3 separate regions of the Homo sapiens genome follow, and regions 2 and 3 are each linked to region 1. Evidence: read pairs that join two places in POLR2A ChIA-PET (ENCODE). Cell type or tissue: GM12878. All regions are shown on one strand. Region 1 overlaps FES (FES proto-oncogene, tyrosine kinase). Region 2 has its middle 60 kb from the start of CHASERR. Region 3 overlaps BLM (BLM RecQ like helicase).

What was found. ChIA-PET counts read pairs that join two places held together with the same protein. Peaks named below come from ENCODE experiments on the same cell type or tissue, not always from the same donor. Only the 100,000 strongest peaks of a DNase experiment are listed, where the experiment ranks them.
Region 2: POLR2A ChIA-PET joins it to region 1 with 5 read pairs; 1 of 35 experiments calls an interaction of 5 or more read pairs at or near these places.
Region 3: POLR2A ChIA-PET joins it to region 1 with 8 read pairs; 4 of 35 experiments call an interaction of 5 or more read pairs at or near these places.

Annotation. Positions count from the first base shown.
Region 1 is chr15:90,895,576-90,899,575 of GRCh38, reverse strand. It overlaps FES (FES proto-oncogene, tyrosine kinase), which reads right to left. Exons shown (of 19, transcript NM_002005.4): 19 at 3,800-4,000. Among named protein-coding and RNA genes, the nearest start is that of MAN2A2, 5.7 kb to the left of the region's middle. In GM12878, no CTCF peak of the experiment used is centred here; a DNase peak (open chromatin) is centred at 2,255; H3K27ac peaks cover 1,578 bases.
Region 2 is chr15:92,820,860-92,824,859 of GRCh38, reverse strand. No RefSeq gene overlaps it. Among named protein-coding and RNA genes, the nearest start is that of CHASERR, 60 kb to the left of the region's middle. RefSeq lists enhancers at 1-58, 3,800-4,000. In GM12878, no CTCF peak of the experiment used is centred here; no DNase peak of the experiment used is centred here; H3K4me3 peaks cover 115 bases; H3K27ac peaks cover 530 bases.
Region 3 is chr15:90,778,910-90,782,909 of GRCh38, reverse strand. It overlaps BLM (BLM RecQ like helicase), which reads right to left. Exons shown (of 22, transcript NM_000057.4): 13 at 1-88. Among named protein-coding and RNA genes, the nearest start is that of BLM, 64 kb to the right of the region's middle. In GM12878, no CTCF peak of the experiment used is centred here; a DNase peak (open chromatin) is centred at 1,759; H3K27ac peaks cover 259 bases.

The DNA of each region.
Region 1 (4,000 bases):
TTCCCATCTACCCAAAATGTTCCCGTGTTAAGTGGCCAAGCAGTCCCTAAGCACACCATAGTGGCTGTCAGACTGTGGTCCAGCCTTGCCTATGTGGCCCATGTAGAGACACACATGGTTGTAAGGGCACCATGGTGAACCTTTTCCCCTCCATCTTCACACGCCTTTCCATCAGGACCCTCCAGACATAAGCACTGCTTTGACTTCTCTGTAACTTAGTTTTGCCTGTTCTTGAACTTCATAAAATAGAATCATAAGTATGAACTCTTTTCATGTCTGGCTTCTTTACTCAGTATGACTTTTTTTTTTTTTTTTTGAGACAGTCTTGCTGTCACCCAAGCTGGAGTGCAGTGGTGCGATCTCAGTTTACTGCAACCTCCGCCTCCTGGGTTCAAGTGATTCTCATGCCTTGGCCTCCTGAGTAGCTGGGACTACAGGCATGTGCCACCACACCCATCTAATTTTTGTATTTTTAGTAGAGACGGGGTTTCACCATGTTGGCCAGGCTGGTCAACTCTTGGCATCAAGTGATTTGCCCACCTTGGCCTCCCAAAGTGCTGGGGTTACAGGCATGAGCCACTGTGCCCAACCACGTCTTTGACATTCATCAATGTCGGTGCATATATTAGTGGTGTTTTGTTTGTTTGTTTTTATTGCTGTATATACGTTTGGGTCATTTTCCAGTTGTTCTGGACCTAATTTCTCTCTCCACTTCTTCTGTAACTTGAATTATTCATATAGTCCCATGTTTCTTAGCTTCCATTCTCTTTTTTCCTCTCTGTACTTCAGTTTAGGTACCTCCTTTTAACCTATTAAGTTCACTAATTCTGTTTTCTGATATGACTTAATTTCTAAATTCGATTGTGATTTTATCCTTTACTTCTATCAATGTTTATGAAATCCATCCAATGAGTTTGTAATTTCAGGGGTATTTTTCAGTTCAATAGCCTCCTTTCATCCTCTTTTAATAGATTCCAACTCTGTTGACATTCTCTACATTTGCTTCTTTTTTGTCCATCTTCTTCTCTATTTGACATATTAACCAAGTTATTTAAAAATCTTTGCCAGTTCCAATGCCTGGATCACATGTGGGTCTGCTTTTATTTATTTTTTCTTTTATGTATTAGCCCCACATTTCTCCATTTTTTGCATGGTTTATGATTTTTAATTGTATGTCACATATTGGGTATAAAAGAAGGATAGGGGCTTCAAATCTTGTTATTCCCTACAGGAGCTAGTCACTTCGATGCAATTACGTACTGAACTGGGTTGGGGCAGTGTTGGAATTGCAGTAAAATTCAATCCCCTCCTGGTTGTCCTTGTTCCTTAGGAATGGCCCTCTTGGATTTTGGATTGAAAGCCTAGTCAGTCTCTGTCTCTCTCAGATCTTAAAGTTCTGCTCTTCAGAGATTTAAAGGGAGCTCTTTAGCTTCCCAACCCACACAGGCGCAAAACCTGGCAAATACCTTATGTTGGGGAGACCAGCTATTTGTTCACTCCAGGCCTCCTCTCTAAACACTGCAAGACTGTGGGACTTGCCTTCTCAGTCTCCTGCACTGCCTCAGAACTCAGCAAATGTCCCATGGGGAAAACACTCTGCATTTTGTGCTCCTCTAGGTCCTAATCCATAGCAAGTCCTTGCAACTACCAAAAACTGTTCCTTTCTCTCTTCCCCAGTAGAGTCTCTCTGCTTGGGCCAAGTCTGATCCTCATGTCCCAAATGGGCAAATGTTTCAGGGAAGAAAATAGCTGCCTATCACTAGTTCAACTCGGAAGGGCTCTTCCCTCCTTGAAATTTTAGTCCATTCAGTCTTTATTTCTGTGACCACTCTTCATTCTTTTTAAAAATAAGACATTTCGGCCAGGCGTGGTGGCTCATCCCTGTAATCCCAACACTTTGGGAGGCCGAGGTGGGCGGGTCACTTGAGGTCAGGAGTTTGAGACCAGCCTGACCAACATGTTGAAACCCCGTCTCTACTAAAATTACAAAAATTAGCCGCTCGTAGTGATGCGTGCCTGTAATCCCAGCTACTCAGGAGGCTGAGGCAGGAGAATCGCTTGAACCCGAGAGGCAGAGGTTGCAGTGAACTGAGATCGCGCCACTGCACTCCAGCCTGTGCAACAGCGCGAGACTCCATCTCAAAAAAAAAAAAAAAAGAAAAAAAAAGACATTTTCATCTTAGCTGTTTTTTCCCTAGCGGTTGCAATGGGAGTGGTGGCGTGCAGAGACCTACCATATCCTACCTAGCAGAAGTTTTTCAGTTCTGCTTTCTACCATTTCCATTGGAGGTATTATTTCACTTCCTAGTATTTTCATTTAATTACACGACAACACAACTTCCTTTTGTTTAAACAAGTTATATGGCTCACTCTCATCTCTTTCAAAATAGATTTTTGTTTGCTGTGTTTTGTTTTTTTGAGACATAGTTTTGTTCTTCGCTCTTGTTGCCCAGGCTGGAGTGCAATGGCGCGGTCTCTGCTCACTCCAACCTTCATCTCCCCGGTTCAAGGAATTCTCCCTTCTCAGCCTCCAGAGTAGCTGGGATTACAGGTGCACACCACCACGCCTGGCTAATTTTTTTTGTATTTTTAGCAGAGACGGAGTTTCACTATGTTGGCCAGACTGGTCTCGAGCTCCTGACCTCAGGTGATCCACCTGCCTCAGCCTTCCAAAGTGCTGGGATTATAGGTGTGAGCCACTGCACCCAGCTGATGTTAACTATTTCCTGAACTTTCTTGAGGGATGGCCATTTTACTTCAAGGTTTTCATTGCCCTGTTCTGTATTACAAATGTTTCCCACTTTGTTTTTTAGTTATGTTCATACTTCCTTATCTTCTCAAACTTCGCTTTTGGTGATGTTAATATTTCAGATGACTTTTTAGGTTTCACTGGGACTTAGGGGAGGAGGTGAAGGCTCCCCAGTCTGCCATCTTATTCCTCAATAAATTCATCTTGAGAAACAACTCCCTCAAAAGCATTTTCTTCCTCATCAGCCACATCAGTCTTCTTTGAGTGGAACTCTCTTCTCATCTCCTCCTGAATTTTATGCGAGTGTTATACGCATCCATAGTGTCAGCTACTCTCTAATATTCATAAGCCAATGATTCACACATCTATTGCCAGCCTTCATCTCCATCTGGGCTTCCAGACCTATTCATCTACATTTTAAATTAATTATTTATTATTTTTATTTACTTATTTTTGAGACAGGGCCTCGCTTTGTTGCCCAGGCTGGAATGCAGTGGTGTGATCACAGCTCACTGCAGCCTCGACCTCCGAGGCTCAATTGATCCTCCTACCTCAGCCTTCTGAGTAGCTGGGACTATAGGTGTGTGCCACCACGCCTGGCTAATTTTCTTGGTTTTTTGTTTTTTGTTTTTTGTTTTTGTAAAGATGGAGTTTTGCCATGTTGCCCAGGCTGGTCTCAAACTAGGCTCAAGCAATCCACATGCCTTGGCCTCCCAAGTACCTGGGACTACAGGTGTCTACCACCACACCTGGCTTCACCCACACTTTTATCTCCAATAAAATGCAACATCTCTAAACTCAACATCCTCCTCGAAGCTCTGATCCTCTTCCTATAATCCTATTTCAGGGGATGACACCGCCATCTGGCCATAGCCTGTATATCATCCTGATCTCTCCCCCGCCTTCCGCATGTCTCACATCCAGCTGCTACTAAATCATGTCAGCTCTGCCCCATGCATACTGCCTGTCCTCCTCCTTCCCCAAGGCCACCATACCGGCACTTGTGCCTTCTGAGACCTGCCTTCCAGAGGAGTGCACATGCCAGGAGTGTTCAGTGGGCACAAGTGGTTTTATTGTTTCTGCCCGGAAGAGGAAGCCCTGGCAGCAGCAGGGACACAGAGAGGACACGGCGCTGCATCCTGCCGGCAGTGTGGATGCTGGTGGCAGGAGTCCAGGACTGTGAAGAGCTGTCAGCATATGAGCTGGAGCCGCTGAGGAGCTGCACCTAGGCCTGCAGAGGCCACCAGCTTG
Region 2 (4,000 bases), 1.9 Mb before region 1:
CTCTGCCTCCCAAAGTGCTGGGATTATAGTCATGAGCCACCACCGCACCCAGCTAGTTTGGAATCTTAACCATTTGCTGAACTTGTTTATCCTTCCTTCCTCCTCCCCCACGACTCCAACCATGCCTCAGTTTTTGACCCTAAGAGTCAAAAATTCAAATATCTATAGAGGCCAGGAAGTTAACTTTAATGAGCAAAGCAGCTAGATTTAAGAAAAATAGAAACAGACACATTTTATGTGTCTAATAAACAGAGGCAACTCTTCATTTCCACTAAGAAATGGGCTCCCTCGGTTGGGTGCAGTGCCTCACGCCTGTAATCCCAACACTTTGGGAGGCCGAGGTGGGCAGATCACCTGAGGTTGGGAGTTTGATACCAGCCTGACCAACATGGAGAAACCCCATCTCTGCTAAAAATACAAAATTAGCCGGGCGTGGTGGTGCATGTCTGTAATATCCCAGCTACTCGGGAGGCTGAGGCAGGAGAATTGCTTGAACCCAGGAGGCAGAGGTTGCAATGAGCCGAGATCACACCATTGCACTCCAGCCTGGGCAACAAGAGCGAAACTCTGTCCCCCCGCCCCCCCCCCCCCCCCGCAAAAAAGGGCTCCCTCTCATTATTCTTGAAAGATGCTTTTGTCTTGTTTTCTCTCTTTTGGTACTTAGAAATACTTTACTCCAAGAAAAATACTAGTGCAGATTCAATATAAATGACACTTCATACTTAGCATCAATGGAGAAGCAACAGGGAATGGCAAAGGCTATGGCAAAGTGGACAGCTCATATACCATCTAAAGTAGCACTAGGCACCTGCTGATAGGGTAGCCATATCTTGTTCTTTTTTTTTTTTTTTTTTTTTTTTTTTGAGATGGAGTCTCATTCTATCACCCAGGCTGGAGTACAGTGGCGCAATCTCGGCTCACTGCAATCTCTGCCTCCTAGGTTCAAGAGATTCTCCTGCCTCAGCCTCCCAAGTAGCTGGGATTACAAGTGTGCACCACCACACCTAGCTAATTTTTGTATTTTTAGTAGAGACAGGGTTTCACCATGTTGGCCAGGCTGGTCTCGAACTCCTCACCTCAGGTGATCCACCCGTCTCGGCCTCGCAAATACTGGGATTACAGGCATGAGCCACCCCACCTGGCTGCTGTATCTTGTTCTTTAGATGAGCAAAAAGTAAAAAAAAAAAAAAAAGGCGAAGTCTCTGATTTGTATGTAAATTCAGATTTTAAAATGTAGCTTCAAATTTTACAAAACGAATGTTAAAAAGAGCCCAACAAAATAGTTTGGTGGGCTTGACTCAACCTGTAGGCCACCAGTTTTAAGATCTCAGATCTACTCATGTAGGCACCCTGCCGTGAAGTGCTGGGAACAAAAAGATTTAAAAAATCTTTGAATATAAAATAAGAAGTTTATGGACTAGAGAATTAAACATGACTACCCACACTTAACTATCTGTGTGCTGTAATAGGAGAAATTACCAAGTGGTCTGGGAGCCCAGGGGAGACCAAATCAGATGCAGGTGCATGAGCAGTAAGGTAGGTCAGGGAAGGATTCCAGAAGGAAAGGATAGTAGGAACTGTCTTGCTGGTTGAGCCAAGCCAGCAGAAATGGTGAAGGAAGGTGGTCCAGGCTTGGTTATCAGCACAGCCACAAGTAGCCTGAGTCTTTTGGAAAAGAAGCTAAGGTAGGATGCTAGAAGCAAAGATGTCTTAAGATCAGGAGGTCAGTGGAGAGAAGTCCTTCTTGTGAGGCATCTCCAAGGTGCCTACATGAGTAGAAGAGAGCAGACTGAGGAGTGAAGACAACTCAAAAGAACATCAAGGCCAGTTGCCTGGTCTGCATTTCTTAGACACATTATTGTGGCCTGGTGCAGCATGCAAACTCACTTCAGCATCTGCCAGAAATTAGGCTTAATTTCAAAGAAACCAGGAAGTAAAAGTTTCCATCAAAATAGAGGATTTAACCCCCAGCATTTGACAATACCTTCTCCTGGCTTCCCACTATCTGATTCATTATTATGTCTGTGGAAAGGGTGGGCCAACAAGCTGACTCTGAGTGCAAGCTGACTCTTTGACTGGAATAGCTGGTCTAATCTTGACACAGATGCAGATCTAAAATGTAAATCAATGTGTCCCGGGTACAGCAAGGGAAAAAGACTCCCCTTCCTCCCTTCCTTTCAGCATTTATTTGAGAAAACTTGTAAGGGAAAATTCTTTCTCTAACCCTTTGAGAGGTATGTAAATCTTTTTAAAAGCTAAATAAGCCTCTTACCAGCTTTACAGCCCAGAAATGTCTTACTCAGTGACCTGGGAGCTGTCTCTTTGAAATGCAATCACCACAGAAGGTAGCATCCCTACTTACAGTTTCTGTGGGAGAGCAGGAGTGTTAACTCCAGTAGGTGCCTTACTTCAAGGTGCAAACCTAATTCCTGTTATAAAAATGTAAGTTTATTTTTCCTCTAAATAAAACTAATTAGCTAACACAGATTACCAGCTACCAATTACTGTGTGCATTTTGCATGAACTAGCTGTGACAAGTGGTGCTGCCAAGTCCTCTTACTTGGAGACTGGTTACTATTTAATCTTGAAAACATGTATGGTAACGGGGTATATCTGCTTAGGTATGTAAAAGGGTGAAATTTCTTTCTGTCCTTTGCAATCTCTAGCTAATGACCTGTGATGCACACCACATTTGAACTTAATGCTTATTCTATCATAGAACTGTTTTTTCTTCTGCTTTTGTGGGTAGGTTTTTTTGTTGTTGTTGTTTTGTTTTTTGGGTTTTTGTTTTTCCTTTATAGGTTGGCAGAAAATTTTAAATTATACTTCCCCAATCCCTGCCACCAAGGTTGGCTAGGGTTGGGGCTTTCAGCTCAGAGGGAAGCATCTAAATGGCTGGATGACTAATACCTGATTCAAATGTGAGAAGTCAGTTCGCAACAAAGAGAGGTGTACTTCAGGGAAAGAGGCTTTCACACTCTGCAAGTGCTGCACTTAGAAGACATCATGTACTCCCAGTAGTATTATATTTACAGAGGCAGTATATAGCACAATGGCTGCCTTAGGGCAGGCTCTTATCAGACTGCTTGGGTTTGGATGCGGATTCCACCATACACGACTAGCTGTGGCACCTCAGGCAATTACTTAACCTTCCAGAGCCTTAGTTTCTCTATCTGTAAAATGGGGAATAAAATGGAGGTACCTATCTTAATGGCAGTGCTCGGCAGAATAAATGTTAATTAGTATCTTTTTGATGTGAATTAGTATTACTTAGCAACTTTATTTGAAGGTTTGTTACAGGCAGAGCCACTTTCGGGATACAAAGATGGATAAGAAACAAAGTTCCTATCCCCAAGGAATTTATAATCTAATAATAATTATAGTGGTGCCATAAGATCAGATCTAGGTGTAAGTTTTTTTTTTTTTTTTTCCCCCGAGACAGAGTCTGGCTCTTGTTGCCCAGGCTGGAGTGCAATGGCGCGATCTCGGCTCACTGCAACCTCAGCCTCCCGGGCTCAAGCGATTCTTCTGTCTCAGCCTCCCGAGTAGCTGGGCCCGGCCGTAAACTAATATTTCAAGAAAAAGAAAAATAGGGCCGGGCGCGGTGGCTCACGCCTGTAATCCCAGCACTTTGGGAGACCGAGGCAGGCGGATCGCCTGAGGTCAGGAGTTGGAGACCAGCCTGGCCGACATGGTGAAACCCTGTCTCTGGTAAACATACAAAAAAATTAGCCAGGTATGGTGGCGGGGGCCTATAATCCCAGCTACTTGGGAGGCTGAGTCAGGAGAATCCCTTGAACCCGGGAGGCGGAGGTTGCAGTAAGCCCAGATCGGGCCACTGCACTCCAGCCTGGGCGACACAGCGAGACTCTGTCTCAAAAAACAAACAAAAAAAAGAAAAATCAACAAGTATTTTTAAAAGGGGAGTGGACATGGCCCGGGGCATCATTACCCAAACTGAACTACACGTAATTATATGGTTCTATAGTTAACCGTCATC
Region 3 (4,000 bases), 120 kb after region 1:
CCATTCTAGGCAATCAAATGCCACCTTTTTAGGCTTTTTCGGTAATACATAGTATTTCAGATTATGTCTGTTAAAGCTCATGCTAAACCTAAAAAAGTCCCAAACATAAAATTTAGTTATTATGAGAAAATATGACTTTAGGTATTGTTATAGACTACATGTGTCCCCCCTAAAATCCTAACCCCCAGTGTGATGGTATTAGGAGTTGGAGCCTCCGGGAGATAATTAGGTCATGAGGGGTGGAGTTATGAATGAGATAAGTGCTCAAAAATAAGTAGAGACCTTGCTGGCTCTCCCCACCCGCATATGTCAGTATGCAAAGAGAATACTACCACTTGCAAACCAGGAAGAGGGACTTCATCTGACTTGGGATCTGCCAGCATCTTGATCTTGGACTTCCTGGCTTTCAGAACCAAGAGAAATAAATTTCTGTTGTTTAAGCCACCCAGTCTACAGTATTCTGTCATAGCAGCCCAAGCTAATATCAAGTAGTTTTTGTTTTGTTTTGTTTTGTTTTTTTTTGAGACAGAGTCTCACTCTGTCGCCCAGGCTGGAGTGCAGTGGCACAATCTTGGCTCACTACAACCTCTGCCTGCTGGGTTCAAGCCATTCTCCTGCCTCAGCCTCCCAAGTAGCTGGGATTATGGATGCCCACCATCGCGCCCAGCTAATTTTTGTATTTTTAGTAGAGACAGAGTTTCACCATGTTGGCCAGGCTGGTCTCGAACTCCTGACCTCAAGCAATCCACTTGCCTTGGCCTCCCAAAGTGCTGGGATTACAGGCATGAGCCACCGGGCCCAGCCTACCAAGTAGTCTTAAGTTGAATATTGTCGCTAGCAGCTTACACAATAGAACACTGAAATGGAAGTAAGGCTAAGGGTTAAAGAAAAGAATGGTGATAAAGAGGGAATGTTTATGGGACTAGATGACAAAAAATTAGGATTGTGGAAGAGAAAACATATAGAAAGACAAAGTAAGTCAGGAGCCCAGTCTCTTGACTCCAAGATGAGGCTGACTAAAAGCAGAGATGGTTAGAACATTATTTAAAATATTAAGGAAATCACACAGGAAATATACGTATTTTTAGGCCATCAATGTTCCCAAATTTTGACCAGGTACTCAAGCTCATCCAACCCGCAGCCCACGGGCCACATGCAGCCCAGGATGGTTTTGAATGTGGTCCAACACAAATTCATAAGCTCTCTTAAAACAGTGAGATTTTTTATGATTCTTTTATAAAGCTCATCAGCTATTGTTACTGTTAGTGTATTATTATTTTTTTGAGAGGGAGTCTCGCGCTTGTCACCCAGGCTGGAGTGCAAGGGTGCGATCTTGGCTCACTGCAACCTCTACCTCCTGGGTTCAAGCAATTCTCCTGCCTCAGCCTCCTGAATAGCTGGAATTACAGGTGCCCGCCACCACACCCAGCTCATTTTTGTTATTTTTAGTAGAGATGGGGTTTCACCATGTTGGCCAGGCTGGTCTCAAACTCCTGACCTCAGGTGATCTGCCCACCTTGGCCTCTCAAAGTGCTGGGATTACAGGTGTGAGCCACCATACCCGGCCAGTTAGTGTATTTTATGTGTGGTCCAAGACAATCGTTCTTCTTCTAGTATGGCCCAGGGAAGCCAAAAGATTGGACACCCCAGGATACATAAAAAGCTAACTGCAGGACAGCAGAAGGAGTTAAAGCCCTACTGATTACAGTCACTTTATTTTTGTTCTTGGCCCCAAATAAAATGTGGCTGACTCTGAGACAGATGTGCTCCTCCTCTTCCTCTGGTCTACTATTCTTGCCCCATTTCCTCCCGCCCACTTCCTCAGTGAGCTTGTTCTCTCCATTATCTCCTCTCTTGTCTTTTCAGTCTGTTCTGTGAATCTTAAACAAATTCAGACCCTCAATTTTCACATCCCTTGGTTTCCCATGGGGGATTGGTTCTAGGGCCTCCTCGGATACCTAAATCCAAGGATGCTCAAGTCCCTGATATAAAATGGTGTAGTATATGTATATAACCTATGCACATCCTCCTGCACACTTTAAACCATCTCTAGATTACTTATAATACTCAATACAATGTATTAAATAAATGCCATGTAAATAGTTGCTACACTGTACTGTCAGTAACTATGTGACATTTTTCTTCTGTCCTGGCGGGAGGATACAGCAGAGTATGCCTACACATCACTTCATTCATGTGGACACAGCATAGCGCTTGGTGCTCAGCAAATTCAAATCTTGCTTTTTGAAACTTTCAGAAACTATTTTTCTTTCAAATGTTTTTGATATACAGTTGGGTGAATCTGCAGATGCAGAAACTGCAGATAGGAAGGGCTGGCTGTCCTTTTTCATAAGACTGATCTGAGAATGCTCCCACAGACAAGAAATTCTGGCCAGGGGTGGTGGCTCACATCAATAATCTCAACATTTTGGAAGGCCAAGGCAGGAGGATCACTTGAGCCCAGGAATTCAAGACCAGTTGGGCAACAAAGTGAGACCCTCGTCTCTAATTAGAAAAAAGACATCCTGGACGGGCGCGGTGGCTCACGCCTGTAATCCCAGCACTTTGGGAGGCCAAGGCGGGCAGATCATGAGATCTGGAGTTTGAAACCAGCCTAACCAACATGGTGAAACCCTGTCTCTACTAAAAATACAAAAACTAGCCAGGCATGGTGGCACGTGCCTGTAATTCCAGCTACTCAGGAGGCTGAGGCAGGAGAATCGCTTGAACCTGAGAGGCGGAGGTTGCAGTGAGCCGACATCACACCACTGCACTCCAGCCTGGGCGAAGAGTGAGACTCTGTCTAAAAAGAAAAAAAAAAAAAAAAAGACATCCTGCTTGTTTCGCCTTTCCCATTTTTCCCTTTTACGATTGCCTCACTTCCTGAAAACAAACAAACCAATCCTACTTTTCATCCATTCTGAATTTTACCACTGTGCACTGTTCCAGGATGTAAAAACCTCCAGGACACCAAACAAAGCAAACTGAAAAATAGTATGAGTGTAGGTGAAATTTTCTTTAATTAAAGCACTAGAAATCCTTGGTAGGAGGGCCTCATATCTTTCGGTGTTTTACTTATTTCTGTTAAGGGTGAAGAATAACTAGGAACAAAGTATTTTGGTCCTTATTAGGATGTTCTGATTTCAGATATACTGAGAATAAGGTGGTGGGAATGAAGATGACCTTCACTTTATGATGTTGTTTCTTTCATCTCTATAATCACAGAATGCATTACCCTGAAAGTCTTTGAGACTACCGTTAAACAATACTTTGATACCACCACTCTTATGACAGCATTTCTTTGCAAAAAACTCCTAGAGTCCTTTTAGTGCTTGAAAAGGCAGAATGTGTAGCAGATTGTGGCAAAAAAGGTAGTAGATTAAAGAATTGTCTAGGAATACAAATGATGAAGAAAATCTTAAAATGCATTTGAGTTGATTTGGGCTTAAGTTGGAAACGGTGCATGAGTCTCTCCACCGATAGGAATGCTATGGTGACTGGGCATAACAATGGCCTTATTGCTTTTTCCCACATTAAAAAAATATATTTATTTTCAGAAAAGTGTTTTATTAATTTAAAAAAATCTTTGGGTCAAAAAGAGAGACAAAAACAAGTGTTGGTGAGGATATGAAAAAATTAGAACCCTCATACATCGCTAGTGAAAATGTAAAATGGCACAGCCACTTTGGAAAACAGTGCGACAGTTCTTTAAAACGTTAAACATAGGCTGGGCACGGTGGCTCATGCCTGTAATTCCAGCACTTTGGGAGGCTGAGTTGGGCGGATCATGAGGTCAGGAGTTCAAGACCAGCCTGGCCAATATGGGGAAACCCCCATCTCTACTAAAAATACGAAAATTAGCTGGGCGTGGTGGCGCACACCTGTAGTCTCAGCTACTCAGGAAGCTGAGGCAGAAGAATCACTTGAACCTGGGAGGTGGAGGTTGCAGTGAGCCAAGATCGCACCACTGCACTCCAGCCTGGGCTACAGAGTGAGACTC